Regions from separate parts of the Homo sapiens genome. Here regions 1 and 3 are each linked to region 2. The links are chromatin contacts, found by Hi-C or POLR2A ChIA-PET in ENCODE. All regions are on one chromosome and are shown on one strand. Each heading gives the region's core, a stretch centred on a gene start or an enhancer-like site at or near the end of the contact. The rest is flanking DNA. Distances are from core to core; before and after follow the strand shown.

Evidence for each region. Hi-C counts contacts between places; a loop is a spot of excess contacts on that map. ChIA-PET counts read pairs that join two places held with the same protein, here RNA polymerase II (POLR2A). Pooled maps may share reads with other maps.
Region 1: a pooled map shows a loop between it and region 2 (7-fold over the local background). The contact joins the promoter of GAB1 here to the promoter of ELMOD2 in region 2. A Hi-C loop is called at or near these places in 6 of 50 pooled maps.
Region 3: a map of naive thymus-derived CD4-positive, alpha-beta T cell shows a loop between it and region 2 (9-fold over the local background). The contact joins the promoter of SLC7A11 here to the promoter of ELMOD2 in region 2. A Hi-C loop is called at or near these places in 1 of 168 maps with a recorded cell type or tissue (naive thymus-derived CD4-positive, alpha-beta T cell) and 10 of 50 pooled maps. POLR2A ChIA-PET finds 5 or more read pairs at or near these places in 1 of 52 experiments (activated T-cell).

Annotation. Positions count from the first base shown.
Region 1 is chr4:143,335,474-143,340,192 of GRCh38, forward strand. GAB1 (GRB2 associated binding protein 1) reads left to right here and starts at 1,403. Exons shown (of 10, transcript NM_002039.4): 1 at 1,403-1,787. The coding sequence starts at 1,716. It also overlaps the pseudogene LOC124900789. RefSeq lists enhancers at 210-419, 1,329-2,142 and silencers at 612-779, 720-1,019, 1,120-1,179, 1,250-1,299.
Region 2 is chr4:140,521,777-140,526,495 of GRCh38, forward strand. ELMOD2 (ELMO domain containing 2) reads left to right here and starts at 2,392. Exons shown (of 9, transcript NM_153702.4): 1 at 2,392-2,504; 2 at 3,644-3,794. The coding sequence starts at 3,653. RefSeq lists silencers at 2,094-2,443, 2,634-2,753.
Region 3 is chr4:138,239,036-138,243,758 of GRCh38, forward strand. It overlaps SLC7A11 (solute carrier family 7 member 11), which reads right to left and starts at 3,314. Exons shown (of 12, transcript NM_014331.4): 1 at 2,758-3,314. The coding sequence starts at 3,034. RefSeq lists enhancers at 2,660-3,859, 3,329-3,568.

The sequences.
Region 1 (4,719 bases), core at 153-2,652, 2.8 Mb after region 2:
GACCTCAGTTGATCCGCCCGCCTCGGCCTCCCAAAGTGCTGGGATTACAGGCGTGAGCCACCGCGCCCGGCCAAGTGTCCCTCTTCTAGTCCAGCATCCGAACAGTAGATTTCAAACAAATACAAAGTTAAGTGGAATAGGCAACAAATGGAAGGGGTGTGAGACTTCAAAATGTCTCAGAGATAGGACCCAACCAAATCCTTGGCCTCGCCAAGCGCCCCCATCACTCTGGCAGAACAGCTCCAGAGACCAGCCCTGGCCAGCCCTGGGTCCCCATCTGTCCTCCCCTCCAAGCTGGTAGCTCCCGCGCCCTCTTGGTCTGTCCTTTAATCTCGCGCGGCGGGGACCGGCAGGATGGTGGTCTCCCCGCGGTTTTGCCTTTCAGGCTCTCAAGTAAAGAAAACCCTCGAAACTCCTGATCTCGAGCACAGCACAAGCTCCGAGCTGGCACCGGGCTGAGTCAAGATGGCAAGCCCCGGACTGAACATTCGAATGTCCCTCAGTCTTCCCCGCGCCCAAGCCCCGGTGCCTCTGCCCTAGCCGAGGCCTCTGCGGTCTTCCCGGGCGAGGAGCCGATTGGGGGCCGCCGGACGGCGGAGGACCCTGCTCCTGCTTCCCGAACTACAGATCCCAGGGTGCCTCTCGGACTCGCGCTCCCTCCCTCCCTTGCTCCCTCCCTTCGTCCGTCTCCTCCCCCGGCCCTTGTTGTTTTGGCTGGAAGCACTCCGGCGGAGTTTCAGAGAAAGTCTGGGCAGAAACCGGAGCCGGGCCTGAACGTGGGAAGGGGAGGAGGAGAGGGAGGAAGAAGGAGCCCGGCGGCCGGGAGAGGGAGGGAGGGATCGGGATCTGGGGCCGAGCCGCTCAGGACCTGCCGCGAGCCCCGGGGTGGGGGAGGCGGCGGGGGAGGAGCGCGAGGGGACGGGACAGCGGGATCCCTCCCAGGAGCCAAGCCGCCAAGCGCCTCGTTCCTCTGCTGCTCCCCGCCCTCTTCGGCGGCCGCGAGAGCGGACCCACCCTCCGGCTTGACCTGCGACCTCCCTGCGCCCGCCGCTCAGAAACGCCCCGCGCTTCGCTGCCAACCCTGCGGCTCCCTCTGTGACCCGGGACCAGCCCCGCGCCCGCTGCCCGTAGGCGGCTCGCGGCTTCCCCTTTCCTCGGCGTTCACCGAGCGCCGCGAAGTGACCCACCCTCCCCCGAGGAGAGGGAAGGAGGATCGCTCCGGGCGCATCGAAACCGAGGGCGGGTGGGCGGGCGAGCGGGCACCGCGCGGGGCATTGTGTGTGTGTGTGTGTGTGTGTGTGTGTGTGAGCAGCGCTGTGTCTGTTTCGGAAAGCGCTCTGGGGAGGTCTTGTCCCTAGGGGGCGGAGCGCAAAGGACAGAAGCTCCGGCACCGAGTCGGGGCAGAGTCCCGCTGAGTCCGAGCGCTGCTGAGGCAGCTGGCGAGACGGCACGTCTGGAGGCGAGGCGGGCGCACTGAAAGGAGGCCGGCGCGCCCGCGGCCCCGGCTCGCGTTCTGTTCAGGTTCGTGGGCCTGCAGAGGAGAGACTCGAACTCGTGGAACCCGCGCACCGTGGAGTCTGTCCGCCCAGTCCGTCCGGGGTGCGCGACCAGGAGAGCTAGGTTCTCGCCACTGCGCGCTCGGCAGGCGTCGGCTGTGTCGGGAGCGCGCCCGCCGCCCCTCAGCTGCCCGGCCCGGAGCCCGAGACGCGCGCACCATGAGCGGTGGTGAAGTGGTCTGCTCCGGATGGCTCCGCAAGTCCCCCCCGGAGAAAAAGTTGAAGCGTTATGTAAGTAGAGCTGCGGGCACCACTCCGCGGGCCTCGGCGTCCACACCCCTCCCCAGTCGGCTCGCCGGCGGCTGCAGCTGGCCGCGCGCGGGGCTGGTTCTTAAACGAATGCCGGTCTCTTTCCCCTTGGCCCCTACCCCTGGCGGGCTCGGGACAGGGTGCCTTGCACTCCCTCACGCCCAGGCATCCACTTGGCCGGACAACTTTCTTCCTCCAGGTTCCAGACAGCCTGCTTTGCGGGCCTGTTCGCCCCATAAAAGGACCTAGACGTCCAGCTAAACTCCTGCTGCATGCTTTTTTTCTTCCTTAGGAAGGATGGGGTGCGATGGAGAGAGGAGCCTTCTTCCTGCTTTATTCCTGCATCTGATTATTGGGCTGATGTGTGCTAAAGCTCCCGCACCGGGAAAACTGCCGAGGTTTTAGGGCTCACTAGCCCTTTCTTTGGTGGGCGCTCCCTCTCCTCCGCCCCTCGAGATGGGTTGCGGGAAGCGGGCTGTGGAGCTGAGGAGTTGGTAGTAGAGACAAGCATATCGAACGCGCGCAAAAGGGAAAGAAAGAAAAGTTATTACGCGCCCTGCCGTTTGCTTAGCAGGGTTCACATTTTCGCGGTTTTGAATTGAGGGACTTTGGAGTTTGGCCCGGGAGCCTTGGCGGTTTGCTGCGAGAGGAGGGCGCTGGGGGGGAGCCTAGTGGCTGGTGTTTGGGCGCCTTGGATGTGCTGTCAAACTCGGCAGGAGGGGACAGCTGAAGCCAGAAGGGATTTCAGTTGCGGTCCTTTCCCAGGGAACCAGAGTGGCTTTAATGGTGTTTGTGTAATTGATACAAGATGCTATGTGTTAAACCGTTTTAGCTGTTAGGAAAAATATTCCTTGAAAGTATCAACCTTGCTTTAGTGGAAACCTGTGTCCTCTTCAGAGGTCTGGGATCTTATTCTTCCTCCCCATTGGTTGTTTTGTTGCTGCTCCCTTGCAAAGGAAAGAAATGACACTTTTGTGCTGACATCTGGATCAAATATTTTTCTAGTAAAATGTGTTTGCAAAAGCAAAATTTATGCCCCCTTAAATATAATATAAATTTAATGCCTGTACGAAGGGAACCCGTTTGTCGTTGAGGAATATCTACACCCAGTATTAGAGCTCAGGTTAATCCTGTTAGTCACTGTTTGCTTGTATAGAACAGAGTGAAGTACACAGAGTGAAGTATTTAACTTCACTGACAACTCACCAGTGAATTTCTGATTTACTTTCTGCCAGAATTTATTATAGACAAGTAATTTTATTGAAAGACTCGATGCCACAAATCATAAGAAAGCTCTCCAGAGATGTGTAATGCCTCCAAATCCTGTCCATCTATCAGTTTTCCTGAATATCCTAGTAAAAATGCTAACTTTATTCCAAAAATATGAACGAGGCAGTGTTTTTTTTTCCAGCTGTTCTAAAGAGAAAGGTAGGGGTGTGTGTGTGTGTGTGTATGTGACAGAGAAGGAAGGGAGAAAGGGGTAGGGAGATAAATATATTTGTTTTGAGAAGGCCCAATTTAGGAAAAACAGATTCTTGGAGGAATTAAAGAATAACATATTTGCTGAACGTGAAAGTGATAATATAGGTTTAATTCATTCTTTCACATGGTTAGTTCATGGCTCACTCAAAAGACGCCAGGCACTGTATTAGACACCAACCATAAGGTCACAAAATACAGTAGGAAAAAGGAAAAAAGCCCTGCCTCTTGGGCTTAGAATTCAATTGAACTATTAACCAGGAAAGAAATCAGCCAAAAAGATTATGTCTTAACAAGAAAAACAAAAAGGAAAGTATAATTTGATCATTACAACTGTTTTCTGAGGTAGGTGTCATCTCTATTTTACAGAAAACAGTCCTGCATTTGAACCCAGATCTGCCTGATTGATTGGACTGTAAAAGGTTAACGACTCTCACCTAGTTCATTTCAAATGTGGAGCTTAGACTAGGTTATCTCTAAAGGTCCTTCAGGCTCACACCTGTAATCCCAGCACTTTGGGAGGCCGAGGCCAGTGGATCACCTGAGGTCAGGAGACCAGCCTGGCCAACATGGCGAAACTCTGTCTCTACTAAAAATACAAAAAATAGCCGGGCGTGGTGGTGTACGCCTGTAATCCCAGCTGCTGGGGAGGCTGAGGCAGGAGAAATGCTTGAACCTGGGAGGTGGAGGTTGCAGTGAGCAGAGTTTGTGCCATTGCACTGCAGCCTGGATGACAGGGTGAGACTCCGTCTCAAAAATAGCAACAACAAAATAAAGGTCCTTTCAGATTATAACTTTTCCTGACTCTGAATATTAGTTGAGAATACAAGAATGAGGTGGACTATGGATCAGGTGCACAGTGCTAAAGAAATGTAAGACCTAGTCTTTGCCTTTAAGTAGCTCTTTGAGTCTTTGGGACCACGAGACAAGTATATGTGAAAAAGCCAACAGTGCAAAGTGGTATATGACTGTGTGTCTAAGTTGAGTGGTATGGGTATTTTTTGGCTGTTCTGAGGAACAAGTTCAATGTAGACTGAAACTATGGGAACATTTGAGAGAGACAGTGGGCTGCCTACATTGTGTTTTCCACAGGAGGATGAATGTGCCTAATAGCTTGGGAGAAACTAGGATTTTCTTTGCCTGGTGTAGCACTGGTGTTTTCTTTACCCACGAATAAAGTAGATGGAGATAGTCCTGGAAGACAGTAGACAGGGCGGCTGTCAGAATAGAGGAAACCAGCATGGAGTGTAATGAGTTAAATAAGGCTTATTTAACTGTCAGGTTAAATAAGGCTTGTATTTTACCTGTCAGGTTGGTGGCCCAGAAGATTTTGACATTCCCAGATTATTGATCTTTTGGCTTTGCTGTCCAGTTTAGATGGTTTTTGCTAAAGTAGCTTTGACCATCAAAGATATAGACATGTATACGTGCATTT
Region 2 (4,719 bases), core at 1,142-3,641:
AAAACCAAACACCGCATGTTCTCACTCATAGGTGGGAATTGAACAATGAGAACACATGGACACAGGAAGGGGAACATCACACACCGGGGACAGGAAGGGGGAAGGGGGAGGGATAGCATTAGGAGATATACCTAATGCTAAATGACATGTTAATGGGTGCAGCACACCAACATGGCACATGTATGCATATGTAACAAACCTGCACGTTGTGCACATGTACCCTAAAACTTAAAGTATAATAACAAAAAACAGTCATACCAAAGAACTCTTTCCAATAAGCAGTTTCTAAAATCAACAGTTCCATGGCTGTTTAGTCTGAGAATCCAAGAAAGCAGAGATTCCTCAGTACTACTAAAAAATATAACCAAATTTCCTTCCTCTATTGCCTTTGGTTTGTATGTAGGTGTATCTGATAAGGCCACGTAGATGCACACAGGTTGAGAGACCTAGGGACCTAGATGGAGAAGGTCCCACTTTCTCCATGAAACCAGAATCTTAATCTTAGGATATAATTAACCTTTAGCTAGCCACAAGAAAGAAGAAAACCAAAGAGAATAAGAAATAGAGATGGACAATCTTTCCTGAGAAACAGGATTTGTTTAATGTATCTGCCAGTTACATGCAAGTGAATTAGTGGAAAAGGGAAGAGGCAAAAGGTATGCATAAGAAGTTTTAATGTACAGTGACCCTGCTTATAATAAATGCAGCTTAATCAATTTCTCTGGTTCTGACAAAACATATCAGCATTCTCTTCTCTTGGGGAAAGACATAAATGGAAGTGGGCAAACAGGCAGCAGGGAAACAAGGAGGAGAGAGTTCCTCTACTGCACTGCCTACACTTAGTATAGCACTTTGAAAAGGCAAAAGGATTACATATAGAATTATCTCACCTTCTACTATGTAAAAGTTTGTGTAATAATGGAGATCCTCCTGAAATAGAAGTTAGTTTACAGGTCAATTTGCCAAATCGGCTGTGCACTTTGCCTTTCTAAATCTTTTAATCTATAATTTTAAAAATTACATTAGATGATAGTTATAAGTTCTCTTTAAGATTTAAGATTCTGTGATTTTACTATTGTAGTGTCTATCCAGACTTCATTACCAAGTTCATTGTTGGTATGGGACAGGGATGACGGCTTATGCACCCTGCACATGGCTAGTGTTCTACAATTAGTCCATTTTTTAAACGCTGGTTGAGATGTGGGAAAGTATGTATCACTTGCTTCAATTCAAGGAGTTGGAAGGAATATACATATATACACTTGCATATAATATTTTTGGAATTAGAAACAAGAAAGTAATACTGGTTGCTTCTGAGCAAGGTGACGGAGGTATCAGGAGTTTTGGGTGGATGGGGAAATTTGTTTTCAGTATCAGTTGTCCTTTGTATTTATATTCTACTCTCCCCCTTGCTCTTTCTCCTCCAGCCACCCCGGCCTTCTTGCTCTTCCTCCAACATTTCAAAAACCCTCCCAATTCAAGGTCTTTGCACTTGTCATTCTGGTGCCTGGATCACTCTCCCTCCAGATACTCCCACAGTAAACTCCCTTACTTCGTTCAATGAGGCCAAAATGCCACGTTAATAATGAGACTTCCTTGACCACACTGTATGCAATGACTTCCCCCACAGACTCCCCATTACCCCTTAGCTAACAACCCCTATACCCTTAACATTTAGTAGCATCTGACATATTAAATATTTGGCTGTTTGTTTCGTGTTTGACTGCCTTTTGGAACACTGCCTGTGCTAACAATCAACAAATACTTGTTGAATTAAGAAACTTACTGCTTGAGGTTTTTAAAAAGTAATCACGAAATTACTTTTTCAACAAAAACAACCAGTTAGGGAATAAACATTTGATAAATTAACTTTTAGACCTATAGTATTATAGGATAAAGTCCAAACTTCGTTTCTCAACACATGGACTTTCCTCATCTGCCACGTATTGGCCACAGTCAAGTAGCCGGTTCCCTTTTCTCGTGCATAAAGTGGAGTTATTCATAATTACTTCACAGAATTAAGATTCAATGCAGATGAAAGCGCTTTTGTAACTAAGGCACTATAAGTTACCGTAAGCACAGGGTTTCTTCCGCGCTTGGAGCCTAGGAATAGTACAAGGTGTCAACCCGCGCTAAGGACCTGAGGTTCAAGGAGGGAAAAGTCTCCAGCGCAGCGCTAGGAGGCGCTACTCCGGCGCGGGGCGGGGCTCCTGGCCGCCGTTGCCAGGGAAACCGTCTGGGCGTCCCTAGTATCTGAGCCCTCGCGCCTGGGCCACTCAGCTCGACCTCTCTCCAGCGTTAGCAATAGGTGGAGCGCGGGCCAATCGGAAGAGGCCGGAGGGGCGGGGCGGGCAGTGGCCCTGGGAAGGCGGGTCCGCGGCCTCGCTCCCTGACTTCCGGGTCGCGGTGCTTGAAGGGAGTGTTCCGTCGTTTCCGTTGCCGGCTGTTTGCAGTGGGGAAACCGAGGCAGCTCCTGCTCCCCCTAGTTCTTCCGCTCCTGTGAGGTGGCTGCTGTTTCTTTTCCTCTTGCCCCGGATGCCTCGGTGCGGCTGCACTGAGAGCGCGCGGGCTCGCGAGCCCCGCGGGGTTCTGCGGGAACCCGGGGGCGCCTGGGCCGGCGGGTCTTTGTGCGAGCCCTGCCCTCCCATTCGCGGGCGGCGCGCGAGGGGGGTCGGCGCAGAGACGCCCAGAGCCCTGGGGTGCTCAGGCGCCGCTACGCGTGCATCCCCTCTGCTCGGCAGTTCTGCGCTTTTGTCCTAATGAGCGCGGACTAGATGGCTTGATTTTCAAGATAATGATCAACCCAGCTGTGCTATGCGCTCTTTCTGCACTGACCTGCGGGTACTTCGAACTTCGACAGTCCCTCCTCAGGCCCTAGTCCAGAGGTGACGTGTCTGTGGGAATGTTTAAGGCAGGAAGGAGACGAGCAATTTTGTTTTTAAGTATCTCCCTCTCACTAGTATCTCCCTGACTTTTTCATTTAGAAGCTGAAGAATTTTCTTATGGCATAAGATATAGTTGTATCGAGTGTGTACTTAGCAAAACAAAAACTTGTTAGTATTTCTGCCCTTGACCTATTGAATGGAAAATCAAGAATGAGCTAAGGTGTTATATACTCAGTGTTCAACTTGTATACTTAAGTTTGTAGTGTTTTTATTTGCTGGCATCACCTGACTGGGACAGTTGTAACGAATTATCCACATGGGATAAGAAGAGTGTATTCTATAAAAACAACTCTGATGTTTTGGTATATATTTTAATTGTTGATTAGTTGGAGTCCTCTTGATCTTGAACTGTTGAGCCCCAGTTCTCAAAGAATGGGAAGTTAGGAAACTAAGATATGAAATACAATTATTTAGCAAAAAGTGCAAACCATTCTGTTACTCTTTCAAGCCATTGAATAGTTTGAGTACATTGTTTGAATTTTAGTTTTGAAAAAGTGATTAATTGGCCATTTGATCATCAATTAATAGCGGTATATATTACACCTGCCATTGTTTTTAAATGCCTAATTAAACTGTCAAAACAGACACAATGAAATGATAGATACATAATTTGAGATTTGATCAGTTGTATAAACTTTTTAAATTTTAAAATTCAGTTTAAGGTCATTAAGCTTGTCTTGTATGTTTCCCTCCTCCAGGAAAAAAAAATGTTTATTTCTTTGTGGGAGTTCTTCTATGGGCACTTTTTTCGATTTTGGATGAAATGGCTATTACGACAGATGACTGGGAAGTGTGAATTGCAGCGAATATTTGATACCTATGTAGGTGCACAAAGGACACACAGGATAGGTAATGTTATTCAAAAAGAAAAAGTACTAATAAAAGTTTAACGGAGTGTTTTTCTCAGGACTCACAGTGACAGATGTATTTCTTTTGTATCCTGACAAGTCACTTAAACTGAATTTCATAAGCTCTGAAGTCCCGCTTTGACTCCTTCAGCTCTAAAATTGTATGAATTTATAGAAAAAGTGGTTATTTAATTGCTTATGTGTGGAAAGAATTCTCTGGCTCCTGAAGTTTATCGGTTATTCCTTAGATTATAGTTGCAACCTATTTTCTGGTGAAAAATTTCTATACTTACATAATCCCTTTGAAATTTTCACTCACATGGTGGGAAGAATGAGTGCCTCAGTCTACATCCATTTTTATACTTAGGATCCTTCATCAGTCTTTTACTTTCTTACTGTTACTTATGAAAGGCCTGTAATTATGTATCCAGTGGTCTCTAGGAAAGATTATTAGACTCATTCTCACTGTCCAATACCATAGCCAATAGCCACATTATATTGAGCATTTGAAATGTGGCTAGTCTAAATTGAGATGTGCTGTAAGTGTAAAATATAAACTGTATTTCAAAGACTTATAAGAAAATGTAAAAAGTCCCAGTAATTGTTTATATTCTTTGTATGTTGAAATGGTAATATTTTGGATATGTTGGGTTAAAAATATATTAAAATGTTATCTGTTTCTTTTTACTTTAATGTGGCTATACAGAATTTTAAAGTACACAAATGGGTCACATTTTGGCTTGTGTTATATTTCTGTTGAACAGTGTTGCTCTGTTACCTTCTAAAATACATCAGTTTTCAGTGCTTCATTGAAAATTTTACTCTAAAATTTGAACACAGATGAGTAAGAACTGTGTTTTGAAGTCGCTTCTTTTCAGCCAGGGTAAGGAAGAGCAGAGAAGTGCTCTAGCTCATGCTCTCTGTGT
Region 3 (4,723 bases), core at 2,064-4,563, 2.3 Mb before region 2:
TCTGCAGACTAATATTTGGGGAACACTGATGTATTTCATCTACCTATAACTAATTTTAACTAGTTGCAACTCACTCTCCATGGGGAAACATTCGCCATGTTGGTAGGCTGTCCAGAAAAGGATCCAATATAAAATGTTATTGGGAAGAGTCTTAAGTACCTCAGAATTTATTGTCAGAGAATCAATACCTAGACCTCTATATGCTTTACTGAAACTCCAGGATGGTTGCCCTAGGTTTAAACTGAGTTCTGGGGGAATGATTTTCATTTAAAGGTCTCAAGCTTCATAACCATTTTGCCCAGATGAAAAAAGTTCAAAACAAGATGTAAAAATCCATGTATTGACCCTTCACTTAAAAAAAAAGTATATATATGTATTAAACCAAATGTACAGATTCTTTACAGTTGGTCCCAAAGTTCTAGAGTCTTTTTAAAAAGAAGGATTATTTTTTCTTCAGATTTTGCTTTGCTTGCTGTTACAGAGGCACTCCTGTCCAAAAGCTTCTGGTAACTTAAGTGACAAATGCAATGCAAATAAAGATAAGTAGATTAATACAAGAGCACACTCCCTGCAATTACTAATCAAAGAATACCAACTCAAGTGTAATGTTAGCTAGTCTCCTTAGCTGTTTCTCTCTTTTTATTTTTTTTTGAGCTTTTGCTTCAGATGATATGTAATACTTATGCATAAGCATATTTTCATAGTGCAAGTCAACACACTTTAACTAGTTCAATACTCATACTGATCTATTTTATTACATCTGAATAATCTTTTATTATGTGCAAAAATTGAATCACATAGTGGAAGCTGCATGCACATAAGTACGCAAAGTCCAGTAAACTGGTTGTGGTTTTTCTGATTAGATATTGATTTATTCTGAATATATAAAGTGCTGTAGGAAGATTTAAAGGCTGAGGGTGCACAAAATCATTTAAGATGATCAACAATTAGGTTTCTCTTTTTCTATAAGTGCATATACCAGAGCTATTTTAATATTAATAGTGGCTAAGGGTACTATTAGAGTTTTTCATAATGATATTACTCCAAATTATTTTATAAAGATGGGAAGTAATACTGGGAAATAATGATACACAATTGTTACTGAATATTTAATAAAGCACAAGTTAGTTATAAATAATACCACAAACTCTCTCTAAAAACCCCAAATAATTCCTCTATAAATCTTTCTATACTACTTGTTTTAACAAGTTCTATTTAAAATAACTTCTTCCTAAAAATGGAATTTGAGGACCGGGCGCGGTGGCTCATATCTGTAATCCCAGCACTTTGGGAGACTGAGGTGGGTGGATCACGAGGTCAGGAGATCGAGACCATCCTGGCTAACATGGTGAAACCCCATCTCTACTAAAAAATACGAAAAATAAGCCCAACGTGGTGGCACACACCTGTAGTCCCAGCTACTCGGGAGGCTTAGGCAGGAGAATTGCTTGAACTTGGGAGGCGGAGGTTGCAGTGAGCCGAGATCACACCACTGCACTCCAGCCTGGGCAAAGAGCGAGTCTCTGTCTCAAAAAAAAAAAAAAAATGGAATTTGAGTTCTCTAGATGAGTGTCAAACCAATGATTTAAAACATCACAAGGCCTGAGTAGAAAGAATGAATTGATTGGTACACATGGGAACAGGAGTTAGTACTTGTTAATTAGTCCTAGAGTTAGCGTTAGTACTTGTTAGTTAGTGTTAGTCCCAGAGTTAAGACAAAGAGCAACTTTAAAGTACAGAATCTTTCCCAAGAAGAGTAAATAAATCCTCATAGCATAAATCAAATTTAATGTTTGACAGTTCACCAGTTTTTATCATCTTTACAACAAACTCAGGTAGCTCTCTAGTAATTTGCCTACTCCATAAGGGGGCATTTATTTACCTCTTTACTATTAATTCTCAGATCAATAGAAGAGACATAAACTTTGAAGAAAAATTCATAATTATACTTCTGCCAGTTCCCTTCAGATTAATTTAGTGAACAGGTGGACAAATTCTCTGTGTCCCTGGAGAACAAGTGAAATATAATGAAAAAAACAGATCTGGGCAAGTACAGAAAACTAACGCCCAACTGAAGTTTTAAAACTTATATTGCAAAAGTGTATGGGTATTGAGAAGAGATGAAAGGTTGAAAAGTAATTTGAAATATGCTCAGGCCATTGCAATATACCCCATTATGATAGGGATTGAGTTATGCGCCATCATACATCTCTCCCATGTCAAGGACTTTTGAAAGGATATTAAGAGGTGACAAGCACATGAACTTAAAAAATATTTTTATAAAGACTGCCACCCATTTGTTTGGCTAATAAAAAGTCAGTAAGACTTCTGCTGAACACTCCGTTCTATGTCTAAATAGCCCATGCCAGGTTCCACTTCACAGGTGTCTCATTCAGCATGCCAGCTGCCAGAATGCCCAAGCTAAGTGTACAACTGCCCGGCACAGAAAGTGTGCATGTTTTTTACTGGGTCATGAAAGTTAGCCTTTGCTCTCATCACCACAGAGAAAAGTCAGAAGATAGCCTGTCTTAGTCAGGAAAAGAAAGTACAGCCTGTAGGAAGCAATTTGAGGGTGTTCCAGATCACACCAACAGCGGATGCTGCATCTGGGTAGTTCACGTACCCGAACAAAAATTTTAAAAATTTGGTGTGGCCTTTGCCATCCATTCACTCCTCAAAAACTACCATTTGCTTTCCCAGAAAGCAAGCTTTCCAGCCCCACAGCCACGCCCCCACGAGAGAAAAAGTCGCACTCACCAAATAGTGACAGGACCCCACACACCGTCCAGATGGTCAGAGACATGCCCACGCTGCCCGTGTTCTGGAGCACGCCCTTAGGAGAGATGAAGATTCCTGCTCCAATGATGGTGCCAATGATAATGGAGACTCCCCTCAGTAAAGTGACTTTCCTCTTCAGCTGCACTTTCTCCTGCCCAGGTGGCTCCTTGTTGCCCAGGGAAGGCAGCCTCCCGTTAACATTTCCCTGCAGGTAACCTCCTTTGGAGATGGTGGACACAACAGGCTTTCTGACCATAGTAGGGACACACGGGGGAAAAATAAAACAGAGGGAAAGAAAACAAAACTTTCAACTTTGGTGTCTCTTGGTGTTACTGATCGATGTCTTCCTCTGCTTTCAGACTGTCTCTCTCAGCGCTATAGTGTTCACAGGTGAAAACTCAAAGGTGTGCTTTTTCCTTCACAGCGATCTAATTACTACTCAGAAACACCTGTGTATGCATCGTGCTCTCAATTCTCCACCTCCTCGTTCCACCACTGCTGCTGCTGCTGCTGCTGCCGCCCTATCATTACAAACCAGCTCAGCTTCCTCATGGGCTTGTATTTAAGCGCCTGCCTGTCACACCAACTTACTACAGCTAAATGATGATGCAAATTCTCCAGGTTTGCATCAGCCACATGAGAAGCCTCCAGCATTACTCAGCTCTTTTTTTTAAAAAAAGAAAAAAACAGGAGGAGCTTGTTGCTCAACTGACCTAAGCTTTTTAGAGAACAAAGCACACACTTTAAAGAGATTTTAGCCAATCCAGAAGTAGTAAATTCGGAACAGACCTTCCCAGAGATTTAAAGCAACTCGTAGTGAGCAACAAAAGCTGTTCAAACAAAATGAAACAGGAAATAGTTACTTCATTTTAAGGAGTTTCTTTTTCTTTAATGCGTGTATAAAAACATTTTACATGCGACTGTTTTGTGAGTAGAATGTATCCTAAAGCTACATTGTTTATAACAACACAGTTTGAATTTCATAATTTGTGTAATGCTTTTTATTTTTTTATTTTGAGTTTTTTATAAGGCAATACAGTCAAATCCAATATTTACAAAATTAAAGATTCTACACTTTATACTTCTGTCACATACACACAACTATAAGCCTTCCTCAACATTAAAAGATAAAATTATTTCTTACTACTCATAATAAACCAGTATTTTAAATCACCATCCGAGTGTGACTAATACAAAATTCACCATGACTCCAGAAAATAGTCATTTTCTGATTCTCATTAGCACTAGGTGATTTTTTTGAACTATGTAAAAGATACATATCCTTCATTGTCATGTTGTTCCTTTGAATTACCAAAAAAAATTTCTAAGTTCAAAATTACACAATTACAATTACATAAAAATATGTATATAGCAAAAGCCTGTAAAGGAAAACAGAATGGTAGTTATAGAAAGTAATGATATTATGTATGACTTTTTTCCACATTATATAAACTATTGTTATTATTATAAATTTAAAATGCATTAAAAATGTAAGCTAAATTAAAATATTTACTTTGCAATAGTCAAAAAGGCAAAACATTTTTAAACCCTTCTAACTTTCTCAACCAAGTGTCAAGAAAAAACAAATATGAAAAGAAAAGAAATCCTAGATATCATTTTTGGCTATAGTTACATGTGGTTTTGGATTCAGTGAGAAGAATTGAATGTTATCATTACCCTGAAGCTACCTTTATACGCACCATTAAATAAGCTTCTGAACCTTTGAACAAAAACCACAAACAAAAAGCCTGTGTGCGAGAGGTTGGCAGGGAAAGAAGGGAGTCAAGTATGGTGAGGATGATCAAAGAAAGAAATGAGAAATCGCCATTAGGAAAGTAGCATGGAAAAGGTCAGAACCATTTTCTGTTATGTTGACACCTGAGAAAATGACACCACCTCAATGCTTTGCCATCCAAATAATTGAGGCTACATTTTCTCCTTTTTA